2 separate regions of the Homo sapiens genome follow, and region 1 is linked to region 2. Evidence: read pairs that join two places in POLR2A ChIA-PET (ENCODE). Cell type or tissue: Panc1. All regions are shown on one strand.

Evidence for each region. Peaks named below come from ENCODE experiments on the same cell type or tissue, not always from the same donor. Only the 100,000 strongest peaks of a DNase experiment are listed, where the experiment ranks them.
Region 1: POLR2A ChIA-PET joins it to region 2 with 22 read pairs; 3 of 35 experiments call an interaction of 5 or more read pairs at or near these places.

Annotation. Positions count from the first base shown.
Region 1 is chr1:10,301,423-10,305,422 of GRCh38, reverse strand. The region is part of intron 22 of KIF1B (kinesin family member 1B); the gene reads right to left. Among named protein-coding and RNA genes, the nearest start is that of KIF1B, 93 kb to the right of the region's middle. In Panc1, no CTCF peak of the experiment used is centred here; no DNase peak of the experiment used is centred here.
Region 2 is chr1:10,106,210-10,110,209 of GRCh38, reverse strand. It overlaps UBE4B (ubiquitination factor E4B), which reads right to left. Exons shown (of 28, transcript NM_001105562.3): 7 at 3,627-4,000. Among named protein-coding and RNA genes, the nearest start is that of UBE4B, 75 kb to the right of the region's middle. RefSeq lists an enhancer at 986-1,486. In Panc1, no CTCF peak of the experiment used is centred here; a DNase peak (open chromatin) is centred at 1,699.

The sequences.
Region 1 (4,000 bases), 200 kb before region 2:
GTGTGCATGTGTGTCAAATGATACATTGAACTTCAAAATGCAAACCACAAACAGAATCCCAGACACAGTGCCAATTTATAGATTCTGATATGACAAATTTCATACATATTCTGATACATTCAAAAGAAAAAACCATTATATGAGTTTTTTGTAAAATACAGAATAAAAGAAGACGTGGAAGTTGTGTGGAAGATGCAAAGCTATGTATTGCAAGATATGTTTGAAGACCTTTAGTTTTGGCTTACGAAAATTCTAATCATATTTAAAGAAGGGAACAGACGTGGATGAGAAATCCAAAGCTGTGCCCACCCAGTTGCATGTTATTATTTTTAAACCAATTTCTAACATTTATGAATAACAGACATTTAATTCTGCTTATCAAATTCTCCTTTTGAATGTCTGCATAAACTAAGAGGCAGGTCTTTCTGGATGTCAGATTAATTTATAGGCATTATAAAAACATAACAAACTTACATCAAGATGGGACAAGTCTGTGTAAGTAAGTATATTAATTAGGCACTAAAAAAGGAGGAACGTTTCAGAAAAAGGAGTTCTTGATGCTTTATCCAAAATTTCAGAAACTGCCCATTTATGGTATACAAGCAAAAGGGAGGTGTTGAAACTTTTACCAGTGTTTTGTCTTAACAATATAAAACCAGTTAATATTTATAATGTAAATAATAAGAACTCAAGGCCAAAGGTAGAACCAAATCAAATCATGAGCTAACACTGTCTGTTTCTTCCACCATGATTTCAAGTTTGTCCAGTAACTGATTTATACTGTGGTTTCTCGACCAGCTTTGAGATTGGGTGCTGAGAACTGTCTCCTCATCCGCGGAGGTGTCACAAACTGGCTACAGTGGCTGGGTTTGTCAGTCTGCTTCTGATAGGAAGTGGCTGCATTGCCCTCTAACTGACCTCCAGTGTTATAATTACAGTAAGACTGACGGTGTTGATGAATATGGCGCTTTGCCTGGAAAGTCTGTACATCAGCAGTGGGGTGACCACTGTGGGAGTTTAATGACTCCGCGGAGGCAGATGCCTGGCAGCGCGTACTTTTCGGCTGGCCATTATTGAGAGAATTGCTTCTCCAACGTAGTTGAGGTGGCTGTTGCTGATTATTAATGTGCTGCTTGCTAACTTGGATGTGATCTTGACTTCTCATTCCTTGAGAGCCCCATGGAAACTGGGGATCCTTAAAAGCTCCTTTACCCCCTTTTTCTTGGCTCTCTTCTTTATTCCCTTTCCTTGCTTCATCGTCTTTTGGAATCCTAAGCTCTATAACCTCATCTTCTGTTATGATGATATGTGTCCCAGGACTCCAAGAGTTTCTGTGTTTAGGGTTGCTCTTAAAGGGGAAGCGGGGCTTCCGGTTCTCAGGAGGGATGAACCTATGAGGTACATTCTGCCGACGAAGCTGCTTTGTTATCTCCTGCTGTTGCAAGTTCTTAAACCGAATTTGCTCTTGCCTCATCCAGCGCAGACGTCCACGTCTAAAAGCTGGATCCCCATTCATCAGCTGGGAAACACGTTCTTCTTTTGCAAGTTCTCCATTGTCTCCTTTACTTACATTATTCTCAGAGGTGCTACTAACACCAGCACCAACAGGCTCCTTTGCTTTGTGGCTTCCTGGGCTTTTCTGTTCCTGAGATCCGATCAGTGGCAAGACTTTTTCCATTTTGAGCATTTTATTTCTTAAGACTTTTATCTCCTCGTCTTTCATGTTATTTTGCTTTTTGACTTCTTGCAAAATATCTTCCAGCTTGTCTATATGAACCTTGAGGTCATCTACATCAGTGCTGCCTTTCCCAGTGGCCATGACGTCTTCGATCTTCTCATCCCCAACACCGACGGTATCCCAGACGTCCCTGGCCACTGCCCTCCAGGAGTCCCGCTCATTGGGGTCTTTCTTGCCATACATGGCACAAAGCTCCTTCATCTTGACAATGGCCAGGGCTTCAATCTCCTGCCGACTGTGCCTGAAGTCATTGAGAGCAACCTCATAGCAAATCTCTTTGACAGCCTGAATTTTAAGATCTGAGATTGTGACCCACTTGGAATCTTTACTCAAGCGCCTTCTTTGGGGTATCTGATACATTTTAATTGGTTCACGTTTCTTCCCACTGCTTGGGAGGCCACATTTTTTAACAATGGTTTGCAACTTGCTGGGAGGTAGCTTTTCTCTCAGAGAAGTAATCAGTTTCCAGCTCTCTTCACACGACCTCTTGTCAGAATCGTCCCCGCTATCAGAATCCGCGTCCTTTGGAAAAACAAAATCAAAAAATGGCCCCAAAATAACCAAAATTAAAATGTAAAAAAGGAAAATTAAATCGAAGAAAAAGCAAGCAAAAAAGCCTTAACCAAATTTAAAAATAAGACCAAAAAAACTAAAAAACAAAACAAAACCAAAAAAAACCCCTCAATAATGTGGAAGTCTATTAAGACATACGCCTATGTACATTTCTATCAATATAAAGATTTGCTTATTTGGCATCCCTAATCCAAATTTCCACTTTCTGGCTTAAGTGATGAAATTTGCCACCAAATTTCTTAGGAGAATTGACAACAGGGATGAGTATGTCACCCTATGGTCATACAAAATTATTCAAATGGCGTGACTTAACGACCTCACTATTCGAAGAAAATGAAGTAAAACCTAGGCCCCACACATCATGCTAACAACCCATGCAGACACTTCCCCACATTTGCCTTGGTTATTGCTGTTGCTTCTTCCAGAATCTCTTTCCCCCATGAGTGAGCACAGATGCCATACAAAGATGTGACGAGCAGGCGGATTAACAAAGGTTAGTAAGGCTGTAGGACGCCAGGTTTTGTTTAGCTTTACTAAAAAGAGCAGCCCTAGAAAAAAGTTAGAAGATGAGAATGTAGAAAAAGAAGCAGTCAAACAGGGATGATGTTAAAAATGCTAAGAATCCCTATGAGCAGACCATGTCAGTTCTTAGTCAACCAAATGTTTTCTTCTGTAAGACAAGAGGGTTTGGAAATCATCTTTCCATGAGCAGAGGATTTGCTATTTTTTGTCATGTTAAATGTATCCATTTCCGTCGTACGATTAAAGTGTGTTATCTGGATAACAAGAAAGCTTTTTTTTTAAAGGATCCTCATAGTGGGTGTGTTTTGTCTTGTTTTTCACACACACAAATCAATAAAGACCTCACCTCCAAAATTTTGAGAAATAAATTACCCGAACAAAAATAAAGCTGGGCAAATATACTTCCACTGAATATAATTTAAAATTCCCCAAGTCACATTTTAATAAGTACAACTTAGAGATATTTTCTATCTAGAAAACCCAGGACATTTTTAGCTATTTGAGGAATATCACTTTAAGTGACAACTCTTCCAATAAACACATAAAACAGAAAGATCATACTCTGGTTACATAAAATTGATCCACTTTAAAAGGTATGTTTAACTCTGTCTTTCCAGCTGTCTTTGCACCATTGCCTCTTTTTCAGAAAACCTTACTTAGCCCTAAAACAGCAGCCTGACTTCACAACAATGTAATTTCAAGGGCTGTATAGATAATAAGCAATCGCTCTTAACTAATACAAGCAAATCTTGATAACATGGATCTCTGGGAAAGCAATGTTGGATTTAGAATTCCAAATAGTAAGTGGGATTAGAAAGAATTTCTATTCGGGAGATAAAAGTTGCTGGGAAAAGAAAATACTCAGCTGCTCTGCCTATGAAGTAGCCATTCTTTATTGCTTTACTTTCTTTCTTTGTTTCTTTTTTTTTTGAGACAGAATCTTGCTCTGTCGCCCAGGCTGGAGTGCCCGATCTCGGCTCACTGCAACCTCCACCTCTTGGGTTCAAGTAATTCTCCTGCCTCAGCCTCCCGAGTAGCTGGGACTACAGGCACCTGCCACCACGCCTACCTAATTTTTGCATTTTTGGTAGAGATGGGGTTTCACCATGTTGGCCCGGCTGGTCTTGAACTCCTGACTTCAGGTGATCCACCCACCTTGGCCTCCCA
Region 2 (4,000 bases):
GATTTATAAGACATCGAATCCACTGGGCCAGCAGATGGAGAGAGCGATCCAACCCCTGATGATTCTTTCTTCTATGACATTAGTCTTACCAGGCAAGAAGTGAGTGTTAAAATTGCTTACTTCAGAGTAAAAAAATTCTGGGAAGATCAATGAGAAAGGGGGAAGGATAAAGTACTATTTCTTTGCTGACTGCTCAAAGTAACAAGGTTTTGGCTGGACGCAGTGGCTCACGCCTGTAATCCCAGCAATTTGGGAGGCCGAGGTGGGCGGACCACCTGAGGTCAGAAGTTTGAGACTCTGGGAGGCCGAGGTGGGCAGATCACCTGAGGTGTGGAGTTTGAGACCACTCTGGCCAACATGGTGAAATCCTGTCTCTGCTAAAAATACAAAAATTAGCCAGGTGTGGTGGCATGCACCTGTAATCCCAGCTACTTGGGAGGCTGAGGCACGAGAATTGCTTAAACCCAGGAGGTGGAGGTTGCAGTGAGCCGAGATCGCTCCACTGCACTCCAGCTTGGGTGACAAAGCAAGACTCCGTCTCAAAAAAAAAAAAGTAACAAGGTTTTTTGCTAGCTCATCTTGGCTCTGACCCTACTTAGAAGAACCCTAAGTTCTTCTACTTGTTTACATAGTTATGTCATGTATTTTTACCCATGCTTTGGCATTCTTTTTTATATCAACTAAGAACCTATAAGCTGCCAAAATCTGGATGATCACAGTTCACTGTAACGGCCAACAAGGGACATATCAACTGACTGGGATGGCATTTTGTAATTAAGGAGTGAAATGCTGGCACTTCCCTGCCAAAGGAACCGAGTAGATGCACAGACTCTCGGCAGCAAAAACAGTAGTAAGGAACAAGAACAAACAAGACCTATTTGGGCAGAAATGGAAAAGTGGGTGGCAGCACGGTGCGGTGGTGAACATGAGTCTGGATTCAGGATGCTCAAGTCTGAATGCATTTCTATGATTTTGACCCTCTTGTCTGTCCCCCCGGCCCCCCCGTTCCCCCTGCCACTTCCTCACAGCAGGCTACAGCGAGGAGTAAAGGGGCTGATACATGGACAGAGCTGACACCACATCTGGCGCACAATGCTCCATGAGTATTTGCAGCTATTTTTATACACTTGGTACATTTTATTCCTCCTAGTAGGGAGAGAATTTAGATCTGAGGCAAGGCTGGGGTGTTAGAAGTCCAGAAAGAGAGGTATTAGTAAAAGCAGCACACAATCTGATACGGTTGTTAGAGAAAGTCACAACTAAATAGGCCAGGGAGAGAGAATTTCTCCCACAGAAAATTTACAGTAAAACAGGTAACACAGCACTTTTACCATGTGGAAACTGGTTCCTAGGAAGGATGCCTGCTTTATTACTATAATCATGCAATAGGATTTTATCTACGTGAAAAAGACACTTTCACCTTTGGGAAATTTACTTGAGAAATGGTGATAAAATGTTCAGCGTAATACAAATATCAACCTTCCTGAATCAATATTCAACCTTGCATCAACATTCCTCTGTCTCTTTACGTATTCTCTAATGATTCTTCTGAACACCATCGAATTGAATGAAGTGTACCTAACTCCTACTGCAGTCTCTATTTATAGCCTGGAGTTATTTTTGAACAGTGCTGGGCACAAACACCAACTCAGTCCACAGGAAACTTCAATTTAAGAGCAAAATTGTAAGACAATGAGTCAGAGGATTAGAAAGAAGGTGCTATTATATTCTCTTGCTCAAAGTCACCTACACAACCCAAGTAGTGCTTTTCACTCGGTTTCCAGGGGTAAACATTCAGCAACATCCGGAACTATGTTTCAGCCTCTGCGGTCATTTCAAAGGCTCTTTAAACAAATGGGGTCTGGCTTCACTGAGGTCCAGGAGGTGCTAAGAGAAATTTAAGGCTAGACATGAAAGCAAAGTCACAGTTATGCAGATGGTATGACCTCATATGTTCTTCGATGGATTGCCCAGACTGAGCTCAATGGGGGTGAACAGGGGGGCGGTGGAGGCTGGGAGGGGGTGGGAAGGGAGCACGCACGCACACACACACACACACACACCTCCCCCAAATCCCAGCCCCTCTCCCGTTACTAAATAGCAGCAATTCATGCAACTGTACTTAAGAAAACATGCCTCAGAGAGTACAAGTTGTCACATCTGGTAGTTCACAATAACATTCTCGCAATAGATAAATGAAGGGTCCCTCATTTTAGATCTAAAGGTGGATAAACTTGATGACTGATCTTTAATCTGTTTTCATGCTTTTGAAAAATGATTATACATAAAGTTTTCCTCCAAACTTGCCAGGCGACAACTCTGAAAATTCTGGGGCCAGACACAGTGACTCACTCCTGTAATCCCAACATTTTGGGAGGCCAAGACGGGCAGATCACTTGAGGTCAGGAGTTCGAGACCAGCCTGGCCAACCTGGCAAAACCCTGTCTCTACTAAAAATACAAAAATTAGCCGGGCATGGTGGCGGGTGCCTGTAATCCCAGCTACTTGGGAGTCTGAGGCAGGAGAATCACTTGAACCCAGGAGGAGGAAGTTGCCGTGAGCCGAGATTGCGCCATTGCACTCCGGCCTGGGCAACAAGAGCAGAACTCTGCCTCAAAAAAAAAAAAAAAAAAGAAAGAAAGAAAGAAAAAAAGAAAATTCTCCTATGTGCTACTTTATCCCATGAGAAGGTCTGAACACATCAATATACTCTGGAGCCCACCTCATTTGACCCTATCCTGCCTGGATTCAAAGCACGCCCCTTGTTAGAGCTTATAGAAGTTAGTTCCTAAGCATCTACGCACATGCAGGGGTAAGACTCCATTCCTCTGATACCTGGACCCAAACTGGACACAAGAAAAATCATCACCACCACCACCACCTTCATCATCACCATCACCATCATCATCATCTTCTTCTTCATCTTCTTCATCACTACTGTCCCCAGAAAGTGCGAGGAAGAGGAAGGAGAAAGGATTGTCGTACATACTACCACAACAAAAGCAAAAAAGGCCATCAGAGAACAAAGAAAAAACAAGACGGGGAGAAGCTTTTGCAACTGCTGTCCTTTTAAATAAACCATACACTAAAACTTTTGGCCACTGACATGCAGAAACATAATTCACCTAAATTATAGAAACACATACAGGTACATTTGAGAGAAGGGGCCACTGGATTAGTGGAATTCTGATACTGCTTCCTTCTAAGAGACTGAACTTACATATAACTAAAACTCAACACGTCAGGACATGAACCGACCCACCCCACTCACCAGAAGTAAAAAACACCAGGCCCAGATTTGCTCCCACACCTGCTTGGTCTGATAGCATTTCAACTACCACTGGCAACAGGACAAAAGGCCAAAAAGGGTTCCTGTGTGCCCCAACTCTCAAAGGGAAGAAAGGGATTCACAATAGAATAGAGCAACCCAAACTTTCCAGCATGATTAGAGCCTGGCAGAAGCATGGACTCAGAGTACGTGCCTACCAAACTAGTTAGCCACACAGGTTAATAACCCAAAACAACAATTTAACAGAGTCAGTGTCACACAGCACTTCTTCCAAACCGTGTTAATCTCCTTTCCCTGCACCGCAAACACACATGCAACTCTCCTGTGGGATAAATACCTAGGAGAGATCCTCAGGGAGGAGGGGCGTCTGCTCGTGGCACTGGGTGAGGCGGGTGGTAGGGGTGGACCCGTGCTGCTGGGCCTCTGTCTGGAACTGCTGGCGGGCACTGCTTGGGGGCTACTGGCGAGGGCAGGGGGACTTGGGGAGCTCGACAGAATGGAGACGCCTGAGGACGCCCATGGGTGAGTGACAGTGTAGGGGCGATACCGCGGGGATGAAGGCTGGCTTCCCGCAGCAGTTCCAGAGGCTGCACTGTGAGGACTGAGGGGAGTGGAAGGCACAGCCAACTGGCTGGCTGCACGGGAAGGTGAGGCAAGAGACGGGCCCATCACGGGAACAGAGCTCCAGAAACTGGGAGTGGGAGCCGGACT